Linked DNA regions of Homo sapiens: regions 1 and 3 are each linked to region 2. The links are chromatin loops, found by intact Hi-C in ENCODE. Cell type or tissue: A673. All regions are shown on one strand.

Evidence for each region. Hi-C counts contacts between places; a loop is a spot of excess contacts. Peaks named below come from ENCODE experiments on the same cell type or tissue, not always from the same donor. Only the 100,000 strongest peaks of a DNase experiment are listed, where the experiment ranks them.
Region 1: it touches region 2 in a loop (6-fold over the local background); 25 of 110 quality-filtered maps call a loop at or near these places.
Region 3: it touches region 2 in a loop (9-fold over the local background); 3 of 110 quality-filtered maps call a loop at or near these places.

Annotation. Positions count from the first base shown.
Region 1 is chr3:102,737,296-102,745,295 of GRCh38, forward strand. No RefSeq gene overlaps it. Among named protein-coding and RNA genes, the nearest start is that of ZPLD1, 310 kb to the left of the region's middle. In A673, a CTCF peak has its summit at 4,037 (motif pointing left); a DNase peak (open chromatin) is centred at 4,026.
Region 2 is chr3:102,670,551-102,678,550 of GRCh38, forward strand. It overlaps LOC105374016 (a long non-coding RNA gene), which reads right to left. Exons shown (of 14, transcript XR_001740824.2): 5 at 4,416-4,578; 6 at 3,204-3,436. Among named protein-coding and RNA genes, the nearest start is that of ZPLD1, 240 kb to the left of the region's middle. In A673, CTCF peaks have their summits at 3,136 (motif pointing right) and 4,468; DNase peaks (open chromatin) are centred at 3,181 and 4,471; H3K4me3 peaks cover 547 bases; H3K27ac peaks cover 1,065 bases.
Region 3 is chr3:103,491,509-103,499,508 of GRCh38, forward strand. No RefSeq gene overlaps it. Among named protein-coding and RNA genes, the nearest start is that of MIR548AB, 29 kb to the right of the region's middle. In A673, no CTCF peak of the experiment used is centred here; DNase peaks (open chromatin) are centred at 2,053, 3,233, 4,693, 7,793 and 2 weaker places; H3K27ac peaks cover 7,900 bases.

The sequences.
Region 1 (8,000 bases), 67 kb after region 2:
GGGTGACCCGCATGCAGATGTGGATTGATTTAATTGCAGCTGGGATTGCTCAGGAGAAAACTGACAGGCAACCCAGTGGAATGCTGCTGGCTCTGTGGAGGCAACTGTCCCTGGAGCAGCAATTCCAGAGAATGTTCAAGAGGGGGCAAAATACTGCGGCTCAACCCAGCCCTGCCCAGATGTTGCAGCTCAAGGACTATTTGCAAATGGGCAAAGAGACCTTCCTGTTTGATTAGGGAACTGGCTGAGGTGCCTGGCTCAGGTTGGGGGCTGGGGGGTGGATGACTGGAGGCCTTATGTGGAACTGGCAACTGGTCCCCCACCAATGTACAGCAGGTCCTAGCACTGGTAGATACTGGTTGACTCTGCAGAGGCAATTGTCCCTGGAGCAGCAGTTCCAGAGAACGCAGCAATTCCATTTGTCCTTGGAACAGAAGTTCCAAGACGGGGCAAAATAGCAGTTTTGCTTATAGCAACATGGAAAAATTTCTGGGCAAAGCTGCATTCATTGATGGTTTTGGGGGCCAGTTGGTGAAAGTGAAACCTGTGTCTCTGCATCTTGGTATTGGCCGCTTGGCTCCCCACCTGTATACGGTGTATGTTTCTCCTGAACCTGAATATATTCTGGGGGTGGACATTTTGTATGGTCTGGACTTGCACACCATGGCTGGAGAATTCAGACTCCGGGTTCATGTAGTAAAGCTGGTACTGCGTGGACATACACATCACCAGCCCCAAGTTCTGTCACAACCCTGACCGGTTACTTCCAGTCATCAATACCATTTGCCAGTGGGGCATACAGAGATAACTGAGACTATTCAGAAGTGAGAAGAGGTGCAAATAGTGCATGGCACCCATAGCCCCTCCAGTTCCCCCATAGGGCCAGTCAGAAAGCCTGACGGAACTTGGCGAATGACAGTGGATTATCGGGAACTGAATAAAGTGACACCCCTCTGCATGTGGCTGTACCCTCCATCACGGATTTATGGACTGTTTGACAGTGGAATTGGGACAGTACCACTTCGTAGTGGACTTAGCTAATGCATTTTTCTCCATAAACATTGCTCCAGAGAGTGATGAACAGTTCGCCTTCACATGGGAAGGACGACAATGGACTTTCACAGTGTTGCTGCAGGGCTATATGCATAGCCCCACCATTTGTCATGGTCTTGTTGCCATGGAATTAGGTGCCTGGGAATGTCCAAAAGGGGTCCACCTGTTTCATTACGTTGATTTTATGTTAACCTCTGATTCTCTTACAGGTTTAGAAGTGACAATGCCCCTCTTGCCTGGGATTGGGATAAGAAGGCTGAAAGAGCCTTTCTGGTAGCCAAGCAGGCTATGCAGTGGACACAAGCCCTATGGATAGTTGACCAGGGGTGCTCATTTAAACTGGACGTGCATGTGACCACACATAGTTTTAGTTAGGGCCTATAGCATTGCACAGAACACTTGAGTATGCCAGCAGGCTTTTGGTCCTACTGGGAGCTGAGCTCCAGTATTCACTGATAGGGAGGCAATTAGCTGCTGTATTTGCTGCTCTTCAGGCCTGTGAGAGTATGACAGGACAGGCTACAGTCATAGTGCGGACAACTTACCCAATAGCAGGATGGGTGCATTCATGGGTAACAACCCCCCTGACTGGGACAGCACAGACATCCACGTTAGTGAAGTGGGGTGCCTACTTAGAACAATGGAGTATGCTGAGTACAAGCCCCTTAGCAGCAGAATTACAAGAAGTTTTAGGGCCTGTAGTTCTAATGCAAGATAAGGCCATGGGGCCTGAAGCCATCACCATTTAAAGAAGGGTACCTTCCAATTCCTGATAGGGCATGGTATACAGATGGGTCCAACCAGGGTGTTACTGTTGCCTGGACTGTTGTAGCAGTCCAGCCTAGCACTTACTGGGTGCAGACAAAGCAGCCAATGGGCTAAACTTAGAGCGGTGTGGATGGTGATTACTAAGGAGGACTCACCTATGGTAATTTACACCTATAGCTGGGCAGCCTATCGAGGTTTAACTTTGTGGCTGACTACTTGGAAATTACAGGATTGGCATGTAGGCCAAACCATGTGGCATGACCTCTGGGAAATAGTTCACCAGAAAGATGTAACAGTCTATCATGTGTCAGGTCATGTGCCTTTGGCCACCCCCGGTAATGATGAGGCAGATAGCTTAGCCAAGTTCTGATATCGGCACCTACAAAAGATGTAGCTTTGTGGCTACACAGGAAACTGAGACATGCAGGGAGTAAGCTGATGCAACAGGCAGGTCAATAGGCCCTGGGGTCTGTCTTTGCCTTCACAGGACATTTTGGAGGCCTGCCGGAAGTGCCCAGCATGTGCTCAGGCATACCCCAGACAGAGACAACTGCCCAGTGTAACACAGCACAGCAAATGATGGTTACCATTTGCTGTGTTACCAGATGGCAAATAGATTACATTGAGCCGCTGCCAAAATCGCAGGGCTACACATATGCACTGACGGCTGCAGACACAGCCACTGGCTTGTTGTTCACCTACCTTTGCAGGGTGGTCAACCAGCAACACAGCGTTCGAGCCCTACAACACTTACTTGCCTTATGTGGCCATCCCTTGGCTGTTGAAAGTGATGGGGGAACACATTTCATTGGACAGCAGGTACAACAGTGGGCACAGCAGATGGACATATGATGGGGATTTCATGTTCTTTATAACCCACAAGCCGCTGGCATGATCGAGCGATATAACGGATTCTTGAAGAATGGGTCACAGTTGCTTTTTACTCCCCCATCTTGGCAGGGATGGAGTTCTGGGTTGGATCTGGTGCTTCAAATTTTGAATGAGTAGCCATGGAAAGGTGGCCCAGCCCTGGTGGAGGCTTTGTTACACTAGGCCTCCACCCTCATCCAGCTGCAGATACACACCAAGGATGAGCTCCTCCAATCATGTATGGGGACAAACAGTAATCTATTGTTGCCTGCCCCAAAGCCTCTGAAGGCACAGGAACAGAAAACCTGGTGTTGGCCATGGACCCTCCAAACCCCTCATTGCCGATGGTTGGCTATTTTAGCCTCCTGAGGGGAGGGCCTGCTGTATGACTTACATGTTACTCCTTGGGTATTTAATGCGTGGCCTCCATGATTGACCTTTCATAGAGGAATGGCCAAGGAAGGAACCCTCCTCTGGGGGACATATGTACTGTCTGTGTGGCCTATTATTACAAGCTCTCCTGTGACTTTGTAATGGATACAAGACTCAAAAGAACCATAGGGAGCTGAGAATGTGTGGTATCATCGCCCAGGGAAAAAGCCGTTGGCAGCTGCATTGTTATCCAGGGATGAAAAGTTAGCCTGTATTTTGCCTGAGGGACGTGATTTGCCCTTGTTAGTACCTGTGCCTGCTTTGTCATTCCAGCTGCAGGTTGGCATGCTCCAACAGCATCATGGACGGGGCCTACACCTACGCCGAGGTGACCAATGTCTCCAACTGTTGGATCTGCACAACTCTTCCAGCAGCAGCTGGGGACAGCTTGTTCTGGCACGTGCATCCAGCTTCTATGCAGAAGTGGACATGGCTAGAGACTTGGGGTCCTGCAGACAACAGGTAGGATGCAACACGGTGAGCTTTGAACAGGGGTTGTCGCAGAACCCATGGCAAGCCTGCCCCCTGGCTGACTTGTAGTGTCCATGATGGATGAGCTTGGCTAATGGGAGAACATGTAGTGCCCCCATTGCAGGTACCATAATGTATAGAGCAGCACTGTGGTAAAGTCACTGTAAGATGGTTGCCTGCTGAGGTTTGTGCAAACAAAACACATGTCACCACAACAAGGGTGTGGTGGAACAAGCAGACTTGCCAAGGCTGGGGCCCCACGGATTTTGTGCCCCTTGGGAGTTTATGGGTCTGTGGGGACACAGAATGGCCATCTCTGCCAGCCAATTGGACTGGACGTTGTACCTGGAGGTGGCCCTATGTGGCTGCCACTGTGCTTCCCACATTTCCTGGCCACCCGCATAACTGGGAGCCACTGTGTTCCTGTTTTTTGCGGTGCAGCTTGCCCCCTGGTGGTTTTATCCCTTAGCTATAACTATCCCTGGAGCAGGTGTCATCACTGTGGAAAAGCAGGTTGTAGCCTTTGCAGAGCACGCAGCTTGGGCCCTGAATTACACCTGAGTTGCTCTCCTTTTGTTCACTGATGAAGCTGACCAGATCAGGAAGGTGGCGCTGCAAAACTGATGGCCTTAGACAGTCATAGCTGCCCAAGGTGGTAACTGTGCCCTTGTAGGGACACAGTGCTGTACGTTTATTACCCCTGACAACCACGGGAATATAATGACAGCTTTACAAGGGGGTGTCACAGGAGATTAAGGTGATTGAACACCTTACTGATGACCCCCCGCAGAGATGGTGGGCATCTCTGGGCTCTGGCCTATGTTGGGCTCTTATAATCTTAGGTAGCATAGCAGGGGTATTAGTGGTGGGTTGTTGTTCTCTGTATTGTTGCTATGGCCTATGGGTCCAGGGTGCTGCTGTATGTGCATGGGTCCCCACCAAGAGGATCCGCTCGGCCTGGGGGCAGGGTGTAAGGAACATGGCTGTGCTGAAGCCAAGTAGGCACTGGGCAGCAGGCATGGGCCAGGGTAAACAGCCTTGATGATTCAGCGGGATTGGGATGCAAGGCGCACAGTCCTGTGTCTTATGTAATCATAGCCACGTAGACACAACATAGAGAAGCTCCCCACCTGGCTCTCAGTCGCTATTTTTTGTGTAGGTTATAAATGTAACACTGACCCTGTGAGGGGCTGCTGAATAAAGCCATGTCTCATTTAAAGAACACTGTCTCTCAAGTGTTCTTCCAGCTCCCTGCCCCACGTCCACCCATTCCCCTCAGCCCTCAGCTTGGCCTGGAACCTAACCCTGAACCTGACAATTTATTTTAAGAACTTTTTGTAACTTTAGGCTTATTTAAATAGCAATCATACAGTTTCAATATTGTTGTTTCACTTGGCATTAGGGCATTAGCATGCTTCCAATTGCTTTATAATCTTTAGAAACATTGTTTTTATTGACTATATGCTTATCAACAAAATCCAGTAAGACTATTTGATTAATGCAAAGATTCAAGGAATTGTTATCTAGTTTGTGGATTATTCAGAACTCTTAACATTTGAAATTTGCCTGCTTTTTACAACCTTCAGTAGTATAGTTAAGACAAAGATTAATTTAAATCAGTAAGAGTTCCTTCTTATATATAATCTAGCTGATTCAGCTATTTTATTTTATTTATTTATTTATTTATTTACAGACATACAGAGTCTCACTCTGTCACCCAGGATGGAGAGCAGTGGTGTGATCTTGGCTCCTCTGCCTCCCGGGTTCAAGCAATTCTCCTGCCTCGGCCTCCCGAGTAGCTGACATTACAGGTGCACACCACCACACCTGCTAATTTTTGTATTTTTAGTAGAGATGGGGTTTTTCCATATTGGCTGGGCTGGTCTCCAACACCTGACCTCAGGTAATCTGCCGGCCTCAGCCTCCCAAAGTGCTCCCAAAGGATTACAGGCGTGAGCCACCATGCCTGGCCAGCTTGCTTGCTTGCTTGCTTCCTGCCTGCCTGCCTGCCTGCTTGCCTGCCTGCCTGCCTGCCTTCCTTCTTTCCTTTCTCTCTCTCTCCTTCCTTCCTACCTTCCTTCCTTCCTTTCTTCCTTCTCTCTCTCTTTTTTTTTTTTTTAGAAAAGCACAACTAACTTAGGAAACCATGCTTAAATTCTCAGACTCTTGCTCATTGTAGAGTCTTCCCAGTTTACAGCTATAGCCAGAAGTCTTGAAGTAAATGGGAACCACCTGAGAAAATCAGCTGCCAGCAAGCCAAAGGTATTAAGCCATGGAGACAGAGGATGGAGAGCATATCTCACCCTCCTGAAGAGTGAAGCAGTGCTTGGAAAGAAAAACAGGCCGGGCGTGGTGGCTCATGCCTATAATCCCAGCACTTTGGGAGGCCGAGGTGGGCAGATCACGAGGTCAGGAGATCGAGACCATCCTGGCTAACACAGAGAAACCCCGTCTCTACTAAAACTACAAAAAATTAGCCAGGCATGGTGGCGGACGTCTGTAATCCCAGCTACTCGGGAGGCTGAGGCGGAAGAATGGCGTGAACCCAGGAGGCGGAGGTTGCAGTGAGCCGAGATCGCGCCATTGCACTCCAGCCTGGGTGACAGAGCGAGACTCCATCTCAAATAAATAAATAAATAAATAAACAAATAAATAATAATAAATAATAATAATAAGAAGAAAAACAAGAAGCTGCTAGTCTCGATGTTTCTCAGAGTATGTTGGCTTTTGTTGAGGCAACAGCCAAAGGTGGCCACACGTGTCCTGAATAATCTAAATGGGGTGAGCCTCAGTAGGCAAGGGAAAAATGAGGAACCTATGAAAGATCAGAGAAACCAAGGATGGAAGTAATTTCTACACAGAAGGGGAAGTCAACAGAATAAAAAATTCTGAAGATGTCAAAGGAAGAAGCTTCCATCAGATTGGTAAGAAAACTGTCCTTAAAGGCTTATAAGAGAATGATTTTTATTGAGTGTGAAAATAAAAAGTTCACATTAAGAAGGGAGAAAATAAATTAAAAATTAATAGAAGTAGTAGATATAGCCTACAAATTTGATACTCTGAAATACAAAATGAATCAGAGAAATAAAATAGTAGCCTTAAAATAATAAAATAGTAATCTCAGATAAAGACTGTATGTTTTCTATTGCTGTCATAACAAATTACCACAAACTTGGTGACTTAAAATAGGTCTGTAGGTCAGAAGTCTAACACGGATTCCAGTGGGCTAAAATTAAAGTGTAGGCAAGGCTGTATTCCTTTCTATAGGCTCTGGGAAGGATCAATTTCCTTGCCTTTTCCAGTTCTAGAGGCCATTGGCATTTCCTCACTTGTGGCCCCCTTCCTTTATCTTCAGAGCTAGCAAAGGCAAGTCAAGTCTCTTTAACGTGGTATTGCTCTGACCTTGCTTGTGTTGTCACATCTTTTTCTCTGGGCCTCCTCTTCCATCTCCTTCTGTCACTTTTAAGGACCCCTGTGATTATGTTGGGCACACCTGGACTGCCTGTTTGATCCAGGATAAACTTCTCATCTCAAGGTTCTTAATTTAATCCCATCTATAAAGTCCCTTCTGCTGTGCAAGGTAACACTAACAGGTTGTGGGATTAAGATGTGGACATCTTACGGAAGCCATTATTCTGTCTGCAACAAAACCTACAGCAGTGTGTAAACTGAGGCAGAAGAATGTGGCAAAGACAAACAGACTGAATTGCTGAAAAGGGGAAATTTAAGTATAGTAACAAGTTGCTTCAGCAGTCAAGAAGGATAAATTAACTTGAATCAGAAGCAGTAGGTCATCTTTTCTGTCAATGGAAAGAAGGAAGGCAGAACATAGACACTGAATTATTAAAATGGGAAGTAAAGGTACAAGTTGAAGCTCAGAATGTCCCATCACTGAAGGAGCCAGTGTAGGGTGAAGAGGTGTGGCGTGGGAGGCTCCAGGTGGCAGGTAGTCTTCAACAGCATTTGGGGGCTTGGAGAATTTTAAAAAGGATGCATAAGGGGATGACTAATAACACTCAGAATCCTGATAATAATAGCATAAATGTGTAGTGGGTCAAATCTTCATGGTTCAAAATACTCCTTCAACAATGCTCAGCTCAAGGAGAAAATAGGAAAAGAGCACTCAGGAGAGATGGAGGGATGATAATCGATTTGAAGTGCTTTGATGAATGGCCTAAGTACCTTATAATATGCTGATAATCAGAGTACTGAAGTTTTACATACTGTTCTTTGTCAGGTCCTCACACATTAGGAGTTAAGAAAATTTAGCAGTTCAATTAGAGGATTGCAGCTCTATTTTATAATTATAGTTTGTATATACAGATCTATTAGCTCCAGAGTTTTACAAATATATATCTGAATTTCTAAAAGGGCTCAATAATTTGAGAATATAAGAGTATTGACTC
Region 2 (8,000 bases):
TATTTTATTAACTCCCAAAAAGTTTAAGTAATGCGTTCAAGATCGCATAGCTAGTAAGTGGTAGAACTGGGAATACAGCACAACCTGACTCTTCAGTCCACATTTTGAACCGCCATATTGTACTCTCTCTCCAACAGTTTTATGAATGCTAAAGAAATCGTAGCACTGGGGAAGCAAGGTACTAGCTCAACTTAAAGATGCTACAATATTGTCTGTATTAGGAAAATTATCTTCAGGAGATGTTGACTCACCTATCTTCCCTTACCCATGATCTACACAGATTAAAATGCACCCACAGTCATATACGTTATCAACATGTAAGGTAGTTTTACAGTGTAATAGTACTATCTCAGAATTGCAAGGACCACAAATAATTTTTAAAAGTTCATGTCAGGAACTCTGAGAGTTTGAGATCTTACCCTGCTTATAAGCTGAAGAGTGAGCTTGCTATAGATTCATGAATACCATAAGAATAAATGAGACTCCTGAGTCAGATACTTGGTTATTTATGGCACAACAGGCAGCATAAGATTTATGTTTGCATTGGTTCCCCTCTCCCCATAGATCTCATGGGGAATCACCAGGAGACAGTCCCAGGTGGATGCTGTGTTTGCAATGTGTTTGTGTCACAGCTGAGAAATCCTAATCTGTAAAAGGGTTACAAGCAAACCTGACCAACCTTTGCCCAGAGGGAGCTCTCGCTGTGTTTTCTTATTTGTATTATGTTGGTCGGCAAACAAATCTGCCCTTTGCCCAGGAGGGTGACACTCTTTCTATCATTTATTGAAAAAATGTCTTGAAAATACATTTTTTGAAAAGACAGTCTGGAATAAGAGCTGTCATCAACTCTGCTCACAAAACATGAATACACACATAAGAGAGACATAAAAAGCTGTTTCCCAACAACGTATTATTTCCTATAATCCATGCTCTCTCATTTGACCCTTATACAAATTCTGTGAGATTAATAGGGTAGGTCTTATAGATTTTCCATTTTGCAGATTTCGCTACCTATAAAATGGTTCTGTTGGCTAAATAAGACTAATATAGCTTCCATAGCCTGAAAATAGTTTAGCTGATGAAATATATAGGTATATAAGAAAAATCCCAAATATACAAATTGAGGTTTAAAGGGATTTAATTCTTATAGCATAAAGGATTAATACAAAAAGAATTTTTCTCCAGTAGTATTTTATATTCTCTATTTTTAGTAGCGACTTGATCAGCAATAAAGAAGTTAAGTATAAGCTTATGTACTAGCAATCACTAGCAATTGATGGAGGAATAGAAATAAGAACAATACACCTCCTAAATTATATTATAATTCAATAGAAAAAGATGATCTGAATTGATGCACTATTTAGGAATATACCTATTACGTTAAGTAGTGTATATCTGTATCAGAATACCATTAAGTGCATAATGTATTATATTCTCAGTTTCTAAGGTGCGTAACATCTAGGTGTGCTCTGTTTGGGGCCGAGGCATCCTTTAATAATTGGCAGAAGTTACATCCCAATGAGGATGGTTTACTCCAGGAATTTCAAAGCAATTTGCTTACTATCAGTCAGCTCTTTTATTTTGACAAGGCAGGTTAGATTTTAGCTTACTTTGAAAAATACAATTAAGTCACAGAAAGTTGGTTGTCTAGTGTTAACAAGCAAAGAAGGGGTATTACTATTGTGTGGTTATGTGGAATTGTGAGGATTGAGGGAAGGATGGCTCACGTTTCTATTGCAGGTCTTACATGATCATTTACTTAGAAGTACTCTTTGGGTTTATGGCTATTTCAACACCAAATGAGATTATCATTTTCCCTTTTAGGGAGCTCTTCCATTATAATTAATGACTCACACAAGTCATGAAAAATGGCCATGATTGTACCACATCTAAGACATGTTTGCAGTAAATTCTGGAAGATTTAGCCTCATCCATCAATTGAATAGGTTGTCCTAAATACACATGATCATTCAAGCCACAGCACCTTTGTGGCAGTTAATAAGCTATCCTTGTTCAGTGGGTGTTTAAATCTTGTCCTTCAGCCAAGTGAAATAAAAGGAATGTTCTCATTAAAAGTCAAAATCTAAAAAGCAAAATTCAATCTGTCAAATTGTCAAGTGTATTAAAGGTGAAAAATAAAGCTGCTAAGACGCTTGGGTCTTTTTTTAGACTCTTGTTTCCCTGGCGAGAAGAGAGAGTCTTTCTGAGACAGGAGTCCTTTTTATACACATTTCATAATAGTTTGTGCCCCTAAACGTAAGCTCTGAGCCAATAACATTCAGGTCCTGTTAACACATTTATACAGGTTTCTAATCAATAAGTGGTTATTAATTTGAAGTACATTTTAGTGACTAGATCTTCAAACCTATCTGCCTCCCACAAGCTTCCAACTCGGATATATATGTCATAGAACAAACGGGAATTCAGTATGAAAGATTAAAATGGACTTAATTCAATGTCTAAGATATTACCTTTATTATGAATTATCCCTTTTAAGATGTTTATTCATACCAACATCTGTAATAATAGTCGTGAGCAGAAATGATGCAAGCAATATATTTTTCTCATGGACAGCCATATTTCAGGTCAGTCCTAAAATAAACTTACTATCAAAATTTTTAGCTAAATATTATCTTTACTGGGGGATGAGGTAGGGTTATCATATAAAATACAAATGGCCACAAATTTGAATTTCAGATACATAATAAATGTTTTTTAGTGTAGATATGCTCTAAATATGGTATGGGACATACTTATACTAAAATATCTATTAGTTGTTTATCTGAAATTCAAATTTAACTGGAGGAATACTTATTTTATCATGATTATTTCTGTCCTAATCGGCAACCTAGGCGTGAGGGGAAACCGTCGTTTGAAGAAGGTGTCTGCTGAAGTCTCAAATAGAAAAGCAGAGGGACACACTTGTTAAGGCAGCTCTGGTAAGGTTTCCTCTATCTTTCCCCAGTTTACCAAACGAAGTGGAAGTCATTGACTAGGGCCAAAAAAAAAAAAAAAATCTCCTCACCACTGTCCCAGCTCATTTATGAAGACATTTTCTTTTCGCCTGGAACTGAAAAAATAAATCAAAGCCCCTTGGAGCCTGATTTATTAGTTTTCACCGAGTGTCATGCAGCCACTAGATGGCAGTAGCAGCCCATCATACCCCGCCCCCTCCCTGGCGTCCTGGAGCCAATTTTCTGTACCTTGTCCTCTTTCTCTTCGCAGGTTTCAGCTTGTCACTTTTCTTCTCCCTCTTTGTTTTCTATTTTTACTTTTATTCGAATGCCAGAAAAACCAGCTGGTTGAAGAAGTCGTGCGGTGCTCCACACGTTTGTCACAGAGGGTGCTGTGACTGAAAAGCCTAACTGATTTTCTAGGCTGCCGGAGCTGGATATCAGGCACCAGGGCACAAGGACACTTGCACTGGAAGCTGTGGCTGGGTAGATAAGGACAAAGAGTGTGATCATGCTTTGCTAAGTCCAGGACACAAGTCTGATTCTCCTGCATGTGAGAATCTCTCTCAGCTGCAGCTAGGTGCTAATCCGTGAACAAGCAGCTCATGGGGGACTTCCCAAAGGTTGTGGAGTTGGAATTTTGGTGTTCCTTTTCAAGACATGAATTTTGTTTTCAGGAAAAAAAAAAAACAAGAAAACGAAAAACCACATTGAGTTACAAAGCTATTCACATGGAGGTATCAGGAATTGATCTTCAGTTTCTAAAGTCCTCCTTAGAGATTTTTAAAGTTGGTAAGTGAGAGAAGAACTTTACATTTTGTAAAAATCTATTTTATTAAAAAGAGGATCTCTTAAATTCTTACTCCGAAAAAGTAGAGGAATGGAGAATACTGTGAAGCAAACGGGTTAAATGAATTCAAATCTTGCTCTCACCAAGGGCATGGCATCCATACGGCGAAGGCAGTCCTACCCTTCCCTCGCTGTTCCCTTTCCCTTCTGCCCGCCCCAGCCACTGCAGTTGTGCAGAAGACCTTGCTATCGATATTGACTGGTACCCTTGTTCCAGAATTCACACTTTAGCTTTTTTTCCAGGAATATAACCTCTTGTATTTAAACATTTCAAAGCAGATTATAAGCTAGGTTTGGATTCTGTTTGCACCTCTTCATTGTTCTTCATTGTCAACCTAAAACTGCATTATTATATATTTTTTAGTTGGGTATTTCCCTCATCTTTCTTCTCTCATTTAGCAGAAAAAAATCAAGTTTAATACTTCTCTAATATGTTAGATATAGATTTCCTGATTTATTTTTTGAGCTTGGGAACAGTAACTTCTGCCAAGGGATTCTTCTCGAAGCAGAATGGGCTTTTTATCTCTGCCACCACTGACAACCAGTTAGTTGCTTAGCAATGATTGGGATTGAATAAGAGGGGGCACTGTGGTGCATACTCTTGGAACTCACTGTGGTGGCCTCAGCCTCCTATTCACTGTAGATTTGTCTTCAACTCTTTCTGGAAAAGGGTTGGGTGGGGGATGGTTCAAGGAAGTCTTATTATGATAAGAATCGTCAATCCACTGGGTGGCTCCTGGATCTAGGAACATGTCAGCTCCCTGGTTCTTCTTGCCTTGGAACATTTTTAAAAAGGAATTTCATATGTTAAATTCTACTTTGTAATTTTCTGTAAATTATTTACTTTATCCTGCACTGGTAATTCATAAGCAAATAGTTTTCCTTGAAGGAGACAAATAAACACAAATTACATTTCAATAATATTTTCCATTGATTAATGTATAATTTGGAATGATTCATTCATGCATTTGTAATTCATTTGTTCATTCATTTATACATATTTTATTTATTTCACAAATATTTGTCTTCTATATTCTAGGCACTGTGCTAAAGGCTGGGGAAACAAAACAAAAGCAAAACAGAAAAATGGATATTGCCCCAAGCTTCATATGATTTATAGTACATTTGATGATTTGTCTTAATGAAAGCTATATATGAACTTAGGGATTTTAAAATTAGGGGCAGTGTAATGTTGTTTTCCTGTCCCTCTGGAATGGGGAAACTAACATTTAATGAAGGTCTCCTATTAATTCATACACGATCTCATTTCTCACTTTTCACTCACGTATGTCATGAATGCATAGATAGACACATGTTTTCCACTTGCAAACAACTATTTATAAACTTTACTTGGTAGAAGAAAATGTCAACCTATCTCCTAATCATACACTTTCTCCATACACTTATTCAACATCAGTTACTGGAAGATTATTCAGTGCCAGATGTGTTGTAGATATGGTGGGCAGAATGGCAGATGGACAATGTCCCCACTCTCTTGGAGATTATATTTATGAGTTTATAACAATTACAGATTAGAACTATGGATTTTACTACTTTAGCATTAATCGCTAGGGAAAAAGACATATCCTTTCTTCTGTGAACAAAGAATTCTTATATCTATATTCTATAAGTTAATGAGAGCTACTCCACAGAGCCAAGAGAATCAGTGTGGAGAGTAATTGGAGACAGCAAGCTCTGCCTACATACGAGTTTCCAAGGGAAGTACAGACTCAGGGTCTTACATCCAAGACAAAATCTTCCCCACTCCTGTACCTCATTTTATACTAAGCATAATATCAAAACAGAAAACAGAATTTACATAAATAAATAGATATTTGTCTACTCCCTTCTCCAAGTGTTGAAAAATATTTGGTATAATGTTTTGAGTGAAGAATAATAATCATTTTGACATTCTATGTATTTAGTGGACTATCAGATAATCTATATTCTCATTTGCTTCTATTGAGACTCTTTTTTATCTATTATCAATCTGTCTATGTGTCTGTTATCTCTCTGTCTATCTATCTATCTATCTAATCTATCTATCTATGTATCTATCTATCATCTATCTATCTAAATTTGGAAGGTGATTACCTAAGACTATTAAAAATCTTCTGGGATCCAGAGACACAATCAAGCATCAAATACTGTACATTGCTTAGCTACACAGGGTGACAAGAAGTTCCCACAAGGAGGCTGGCATAAGCCTTCCTTTCAAAATTCAACTAAAATGCTGATGGGCAATTTTCTTTATAGGCAAAGCATGATGGGGCTGCAGTTTTTATGCACTTCTGAAACCACAGGGGTTTCAATTGTCTCTCAGGCCAAATTCTTCAGAAAACTTTGCTCCTATTTCATCCCCAGACTTGAGTTTGCCAACTCAATACAGCTAAATATAAATGTAAATGTAGATGGAACTTTTACTTCTTAACATAAAATGCTTTTTATTTGATTTTCTCTTGATTGCTGCCAACATGAGTTGATAGATACATTGCATTTTTGGTTTCTGGAATTTGTTGCAAATGTTGGAGCAAGGGGTTGATTGATTGGAATAAACATGTAGCAATGGCAACAGCTGTTAAAAAAATAGCTGAACAGGGAATGAAATAATTTAAAATAAACAGTAGTTACATTTATGACATACATACTGCCTGGATATTTTTAATTTTCCTTGCCCTCACTGAAAATGAAACACTTGTGCAGATAGCAGGAAAATAACTACATTTCAAATTCAAATAGTCATCCCTCAAAAATATGAACCTTCTCTTAGGCCTTTTTCAAAAGTTTATTTCAGTGTCTTTCTTTTTTTCATTAGGCTTAATTTTCTAATAATTGTTTCTCTATTTATTTGGTTTTTTAAAATACAGCTAGTCTTTTGCAAATTTTTTAATTTATTTTCTGTGTGCCTCTCCTTAATATTAACTTTTAAAAAGTAGATAATATCAACAAAAAGTTACTTTGTTATTAATATCTACCCCTGTTTTCATCATATAATCATGTAATGGTGGATATCTGAAATGGCATTTTGGTTTTTCAAAAATTCTGAAACTTTTAAAGGTGGATTTTTTAGTGATCTCCCTATAATATGGAAATACTTTTCCCAAGGACAATTGGGTTTAAACAGTCTGATATGTCACAGAAATTTGCTTTTTGAGGTTGGCAAAAGAAGAATTTCTTTAATATCTTTTTTTTTTTGTTTTGTTTTTTAATGAGTGTTTTCTGGTCACGAAAGAAGAGATTGTAAGAACCAAGGTGGATTTTGGAGACCACATTGTCCAAACTTCCATTATTTTGATCCTGGTCTTGTGGACTGGAGAGGTTGAGGGACTTTCTCCACCTCTCAGAACTCGTGAGGAAAAAAGCCAGGTCTAAAATTCAAAGTCTAAGCTTCAGTGACCAGTGACTTTTTAATATTTTTTTAAAGTGGCTTCTCACTGTATGATAGCAACCCAAAAGATATGATTTCTGCTCCCTAAGATTTTACTCACACATTCATGGCCTTGAGCACTCAGAAAAAAATAAGAGCAGGTTTTAGAGTTTTAGATCTTAATTATCCCATTCACTTCTCCTCTTCCCAGGAGACAAGTTGGATTGTCATTTCTCTATTACTGACAAGGAAAGTGAGTTACAAACAAAAGAGTTAAGAAGTACAATACAACACTTAACTTCTGATTAAGGAAAAGCTTTGTCTGAAAAGGTCCTTTGTAAATCTGTTGTTTGCATCTCAGAATTTATTTCTCCATAGAAAAGTGAAGTTATATGTAACGGTTGAGTTCCTAGGGAAAAGCATTCAAAAATTTTTATTTTATATAGCTTATATCAGAATGTAGCTCTTAATGAAGACTAATGTGGAATACATACACATCATCTTTTTTTTTTTTTTTTTTTGAGACAGAGTCTCACTCTGTCGCCCAGGCTGGAGTGCAGTGGCGCCAACACTCCTAAGGGACACTGGGTTCTGAGTTCCATCATGAGGTGAAACTGGGTGCACAGAATATTGTTTATAGGTCTGTAGGGGAGGAAAACAGTTTTTTCCTTAATGACCATGAGCTCTTAGGTGTAACAGACCCCTGTAGCAAAAGACAGATTAATAAAAAAAAAATACAAAATAGTTTATTAATGTGGGCAGCACGTGTGACACAGAAGAAGCTTTGATGAAAAGTAACTCAAAATGGTGGCTTAGAACTCAACATATGT
Region 3 (8,000 bases), 820 kb after region 2:
AACTGTTAATTATCTGTGTAAATATTATAATTGTGATCATCATTGTTAGCACTGATCTATACCTCAGAAATTAAGTAAAATCTATAACTCGACAAATATGGAGACTCAGCCCAGGGAAAGTAAATGATTCTCAGCTTCTTAATACATTTGTCAATATGATGGTTATGCAAGGACAATGCTTTACTTATGTAATACTGATATTCAAAGTTAAAAAGCTTACTTAAAGTATATATTGCTGAGCCAAAAATGTTTACATTTTTATAAAATGAAATAGTTGAATTCGTTCTATAGATATATGTAAATTTATATTTTAAACTAGCCATATTCATAAATTGATCCGCTAAAAGTTATTTAAAGTGTATTTTTACTTCTTGGGATTAATATTTTAAAATTCAGCTTTTGATTAGCAATGAGTTTAATGTAACTAATATCTGGAAGCCTAGATATACACTTGTATTCATATAATTATTTTTGATTTGCTAGCCTTCAGTTTGATAAATGAAGTTTAAAAATTAATTTCCTGTGTTTCTAATTCATGAATCTGTATTTAAATACACAGATGACACATATTTAACTGAGTGATGTTTTATGTTAATTCAGATGCGACATGAGGAGACTATACAAATAACATATATAAAGTACCTTTATATCTTTGAAGGAAACAATTTACATAAAAGTAAAGTACTTGTTACTTTGAGGCTTGTATACTAAAGTATATTATTTAAATGTGGGGTCTGAATACTGTAATATGTTTACTGTTATATTTTTCAGAGGCAGTAACTTTATTTTTAATTTTTGTTGCAAGAATAGTAGGACTTTTCTGATGTTTACAGAAGGCTGAATTTTTTTTTCTGCAGCAATAAAATCTTATTTTATTGCCTATTCCTATTTCACTTCACAATAATAATTATAATGACTTTGAAACCCTCTTGGCATTTTGTAAGTAACAGAGTGAATAAAACCATGTCAACTTTTCTTTTTATTGTAAAATCTCAGTACTTAAAAGTTGCTGATAAGAGACTGGAAAGCTCAGGAGCTTTATAACAGGAAAAATATAATCTAGATCTTTAGCAGTGTTTCAAGTATGACCCGGGTCAGTAATCATCAAAATATCTAAGTACCTCAGTAATAGTTACCCATAGAAAATACATATTTAACTTTTACTAAAGATATATAAAGCAATTTGGGGTAAATCCTTCAATAAATGTAACTAATTTTCTTCAGCCATGAGGCATGGGAGCTATGTTCAGGATTTGTAAGTCAAAAGATGACCATAGTTATTTGTAAGTTTACCATAGTTACTTGTAAGTGAATTTATTTATTTTAAATATAATTTTCGATGTAAGTGAATCATTCCCCAACTCAAGCTATCTGGATACCAGCATATTATAAAAGCTCTCCTGATAGGCAGAGAGCTGAGAGTCTCTGAATTAAATGGATATAACTTGCTTACATTTTCTAGCATGTTGGCTCATACATTGTAAGCAGATAGTAGCTATTCATTATTAATAATGATGACTATAGTTCCCAGTTCTGTCATATCCTGAATCACATTGCCTAGTGCAAGGATGTGCTCAGGTTGATCTTGTTTACCAATATGATTTTAAAATGTGCTTCTGGTCCTCAAATCCTACTAGCCCTTCTTAAATGTGACCATTCCAACAATAAGCAACTGCCAAAAGGTAATAAAATAAAAGGTAACCAAATAAAATAAATAAAATAGGTAATACTCTATTAACACCTGTACATACAAATACCTCACTGTCCCTCAGTACAGGGCTTTTCTCCATAGTTTGGCCAGAGCTCATGACATAAAGGCTTCTCCCTCAATTTGAGATGACAAGGACTATAGAGTAGACCCTGAGCTTTGTACTTAACTAGCTGAATGGATAAGGATGCCTGAATGAACTGTCCCGAGAAACCAAAGCCTGCCTTAGAAGCTAGAACCAGAATACACTAGTGAGAAAGGGTGAAGTGTTTGCTCCTTTCTTTTAACAAATAATATCATATCCTACTATTAAACTCAGCTCAAAGAATGTGATAGGCTTTCACTAATTAGATTAGCAAAGCTTCTTCGCTGGAAATGCAGTGAGGGAGAGGTGTGAGCCTGGCATAGAGAGGAGGAACCAATGAATATTCAGAGCCAGAGTTATTCACAAAACCTGCTCATAGAAAAATAAGAAATTACTTACATTTGAGTTTCATGTAATCATCGTAGCTTCTGTTCACTTTGGGGAAATTTTATGAGATAAAAACTACACATATCAAGATTCAAATTCTACCTCTTTCCACTTTTTAAAATTCATCTTGAAAAGACTTATGAGATATCTATTAATTCCACTCTCCATCTGTAAAAGGGTTGCAATATTAGCCATATTTGATAAGAATCAAATAAGATAATAGATTTTAAGAAGTTATCTGTGAATTATTTATATACATTAACAATAAAATAATTCTATAGTCAAATATGTTTGCGAGGAAACATCTTTGTATTAGTATTTGTCAGAAACATTAATATGTATTACAAATCTCCAGAGGAGGATATGGCAGGGTTTTTCTTCAAAATTATTTATCTACAGAAACTTTTTTTCAAAAAGCAGTTCAGAGAATTAATATTTTGCTAAGAAACCACTGGGAAACTTGGAGGTAAGCATTGTAAATATAGTGACTAAGAGAACACTTAATTTATTGAAATTTCTGGGCTTTGTGGCTTATGAACAATGCATATTTTGTGTTAACCATATCCTTTGAGTTATATTATATGGGTGAAATCATAATATTTGTGTGGGATATATAAAGAATGTAAAGCAGAAATTTCAGAGTGTGGGCATCAAATTCTACTAGGGTTTCAGATACTGGAATAAAAATAATTGAAGGTGTTTTCATCTTAGCTTTTATAAAACTGGCAGAATAATTTTTTAAAAGTTCTGGCTCTTCATCAATCAGAAGCTTAGAAATAGAGCTTTAAGAAAGGGCTTGATTAAAATAAACAAAAAGAAAGATAAAAAAGATAGAAAATGAAGGAAAGAATGGAGGGAGGAAGGGAAGGAGGCAGAAAGGAAGGAAGGAAGGAAGGAAGGAAAGAAACGAGGAAGGAAGGAAGGAAGGAAGGAAGGAAGGAAGGAAGGAAGGAAGGAAACGAGGAAGGAAGGAAGGAAGGGAGGGAGGGAGGGAGGAAGGGAGGGAGGGTGTATTGTCTTGGAGATAATGGCAGTGATACTTGGCTGCGCAGCAGAGGAGACTTAAAATATCTAGAGCCAAGGAGTCTCTCTGCAAAGTCTCAATAAATTCTTTTCTCTTGAATTGAATGAGTCCAGATTCCTTTACTCAATTAATGCATATTATTTGTTACTGGAAAATTGTCATATATACAGCAGAGCAATTGCTGTTTCAAGAGAAAGTAGGAGAATACTATTACTATATGTTCAAAGACTAGAAAGAAGACTTTCCAGGTTTATGGACAGTAGCAGTTGTGGGTTTAATATTAATAATACTGATAATGCAGAAAGCTTTCTTCATCAAAATGCTCAAGATGTTACTTTCTGATCTCCTATATTCCACCTTTATTTGGGTCAAAATCTTTGTTATTTTAATTCTTATATTATCCCATACACTAAGTATCAAAAAGCAGTACCATTTATTGGAAGTTACTAATTTCTTAGTGCTGCTGTTTCTCCATCTTTACACTAGAATAACAACATTTAATCACTAAAAACATAGAATATTAGAACTAAAAACAATCACATGAATGTAAACTCATTTTGTAACCAAAATCTGGGCAAAAGAAAAATAGATCATTGAGTGCTGGCTTTTAAGACTGCTCCTCTGTATTATATTGTCCCATCTGCACTCTATGCTGTATGCTGCTGAGTGATGCCAAGATCCATCTCCCACTCCATCCACCCTGTGTTACCTCAATGAGCATAATTTCAGATCTATTACAACTAGAGTGTTTTGACGAATAAAAAATATCTAGAGAGAGCATAGAGAAAGAGAGAAAAAAAGAAAATCTACGTTCCACTTAAAGAAAAGCCTGCCAAATATTATTTAAAATACCAGCATTTCTCATCCATAAAGCAAACACTTAAACTAAAATATAGAAGACTTTAGTAAAGTTTAGTAAAGTTTCTTAATTCCATAAGGCAAGTAATGCTGAATTCACATTTAGTTTTGCAAAAGGATAAACCACTGTATCGTGCAGGAGCATAGAAGTATGGTTGTAGTAAAAGATTTTCTAGTGTTTCTCTAAATAATAGATTAATGTCACTGGTAATTGTGCAGTTAATCCTCAGGTGGCAGGAACTTTAAATACCTGATGTGACAAGTTATGCAAATACCAAGACGAACCATAGGAAATGCTTAATTTACTCAATTCTCTTAGAGAGAGGAATTATAGAAATCCATTGCTTGGGTTTCATAAAATTTTAAAATATTCTACAAAAATTCAATTATATGCATGTTTTCTGTGCTAGCTGAATATAACCAATATCTTTATACTAGCAGAGCTGTCAGAGGAAAAGAAAGCCAACATTGTCTATAAGATTTTCCAGTGAAATTATGTTGATATAGGGACTGGAGCTTTCCATTGTTTTGGATTGTATTCCTTTGTTGTCTTCAGCATAAAATGCTGAAGTCCCACGACCCCACCTGCTGTAAAATGTTAGGCTATGCAAAAAGTAAATTTCAAAATATGTTCTATTCCTGTACTTATTCCTGTGGGACTGCCCAATTTGCTAGACTTGTTGAGAATGATCCCCCACTAATAGGATTCCTCTGTAGCTACAGTAAATTTAAAGCAGTTTCCTTTGGTCCTGTGGTAAGAAGTTCAAGACCATGACCTAGAATTAAGGAGTGAGTACTAGTGCAACTTTTACCATGCATTTTCTAACTCTGTCAGATGATCTACTTTTGAAAGACAATTAGTTCTTCTAGCTTAATGATTTTTGGCTCTTCGTACCTGCCTGCAGCAATATTTTTGAATACAGATCCACTTTTAATGACATCCTCATTTTTGATGTTCTTTGACACCTCTCCCATAGACAGCTTCATTATACATTATATGGATGTGAGGGCAGAACTAGAAGGCACATGTTTGCTTATCCAATTTTACTGCAGCCCTTTATCAAATTTGCTCCTCCAGCTTTAGATCTTCTTGTATGAAATAGACTCCACAAGACACCACACACAATTGTGACGGATTTTCATTTATTTCATCTCAGCTCCTAATTCATTTATCATTGCAAAGAGGGCTCGGACTCTTTAAATCCTTTTTTAATTTTTTTTGTCAGCTGGAAAAATTGAAACCTTTTTCAATTTAAAGTTGGAAAGTGACATTATGTCATTGACATTTTAAAACATAACTCAGAGACAATACAGGAGGACGAGGCCTCCATTCCTGGTTCCTATGCGTTCCTGGCAGACTCCTGCACACAGAAGTCTTCTTCGGAGTTTATCCTACAGAGTGTGGAAAGTTTTCTAGTGCTGGCTCTCCAGCACGAGCAGCTTCTCTATCAGCTAATGCAAGCAGGGTTCAAGTTTTCTCCAGCACCTGGCTCTAACATTGTGAGAGCACTTTTTCCAGCATCAGGCTTCTGCAGCACAGGTGGCTCCTTCAGTGTCCAGCTCCTGTAGTCCAGGGCAGTCAGCTACATCCAACGACTAGTAGCTTCCCTGGCTCCCCTGTCTTGAAGTTCCATAGTGGAGTGCGTCCAACGTGACATGGATTTCTGTGGCAACATAGAGGGCAGATTTCTTGTAAGATTCACGAGTGCAATAACACAGCTACTTCTCTGCCATCCAGTGAGGAATTCATTCTTCAACAAGGTCTGAATCTCAACCCTGGTGTAGGGATTTCTCTTTTTTAGTTGTTTTATCATAGTTCAAGTGGTACTGACTTCTCCTTATAGTTACTATTCTTGTATTTCTTAGAGTTCTCTTTACTATACTTTCTTCACCATGATAATTTTATGTGCCAACTTGGGTAGACTATGGTGACTAGTTGTTTAGTCAAACACTACTCTAGATGTTGATATGGAAGTATTCTTTAGATGTAACTAACAGTTGCAATTAGTTGACCTTAAGTAAAGCAGACTTCTACGATTTTGGTAGGCCACTTCCAATTAGTAGAAGGTATTGAAAGGAAAAGCCTGAGGTTTCCAAAAGAAATTCTGCCTTAGTTTTCTACCTTCACACTGAAGGCTGCAATAGTTACTCCTATCTGAATCTCCAGACTGCTAGTTTGCTTTACTGATTTTGGATTTCCCAGCTTCCAGAATCTGATGAGCCATTCCCTTAAAATAAATCGGTCTTTCTCTATATATGTCCTATTGGTTCTCTTTCTCTCAAGAACCCTAAGTAATATGCTAGCCAGTCCCTCATTAATCAAATATTTTGTTAGAAGTAATAATTTTTATATTAAACTTTGCCTATACAGATTATTGTGTGGTTTCTGTTTCCTGATTGAATCCAACTGTTTTAATGTTCTTCCAAACCTACAGACAGCCTATAGTTCTGTGAGGGAAGTTTCTGGTAATAGAGTTAGGTTCCTAAAAGACAGCATCCAGTATCCGGAAGTGTTTCACAGTCTTCCTCTATATCCATTCCTGTTTGTCTTTTTCTAGGCTTCTGATCATCTTGGTTTGAGGTGAGGTATGAAGTGCTACAGGAAACAAAATTCATTGCCTAAAACAATTGTTACACCTATATGTTAAAGTTTTATATGCCTGTTTTTTCAAGTACATACCATTTTCCTTATTTTTGTCATGAATATATTTCAAATAAAAGAGAAAAGATAACAGCAATCATTCACTAATTAGAAAGAACACCATATACTAATAATATAGATAATTAAAGTTATTAAAAGTAGTAGAAAAATAGGTCAGCTCACATTTAGAAACAAACAGAAGAGAATAGGTTACAACTGAAAACAAACATAGAGAAGAGAATAAGTTTTATGGTGTTCATATTTCAAAGAGATGATTTTGTGGAAAATGTAACTTGAGTTGCCGCCTTCTTTTTCATCTATATAAACATGCTTCCAGTAACCAGGTACCTGGGAATGATTTTTTTGCATTCACTTCTCTTTATTCCCTCTCACTAATACTTCACCAAGTTCAGTACTCATTGTCACCAAAATGTATCTAAAATGAATTTACTTTCCTCCACTGGTACCCATTCACTACACTAACCCTTGGATTATTAGCCTTAGCTAATTCGCTATCATTTCTCCTCTCCATTACTGCATTGGTTTCCCAAATAGCCTTTCAGATTTCACTATTCCTTCTTTCAATCCAATTTTTATGATCAGCCTAAGTTATGTTTCAAAATGTCAATGATATAATGTCACTTTCCAACTTTAAACTTACAGATGACAGCACATGCTTTTGAAAATGAAAAGTAAATTCCTTAAAGTGAACTAAAGCAAAAAACTAACAACAATTAACTAATATATATTGTGCTTTTATCTTAAGCCAGGAACCATTCTAAATCTCCTGTACATAGTGAACAATTTATATTTCATAATAATCTGCTACTTAATATTGTATAGGAAATAATATTATTGTTTTATAAATGAGGAAAATAGGCACAAGAAAAATAAATAAACCATTTGCCCCTGGGTCATATAACTAAAGACAAGTACTGTCAGATTTAAAACACAGAATTTCTGTCTAACTCTAGAATTGAGAAGGCTAATCTGCATGCTTTCCCCAGATTTTTGTTCAGCATTGTTCTCCATAGGCATCAAATGCAGCTCCTCCACTTACTCACTATGCCATAACCACACTGGTATTTTAAACCTTTCTACAATGTACCAACTCCTTTCCTTTTCAGGCTTTCCCACATGCTGTTTTATCTTTCTGGTATGCTTTTCCTCCCACTGTCCACATGGTTATTTTTATTCATCTTTTAGCATTCAACTTAAATGTCACTTCTCTAGAAAAATTACAGGATCACTGCCCAAACTGAAAAAAAAAAAAGATTCTACATGTTATGTTACTCTA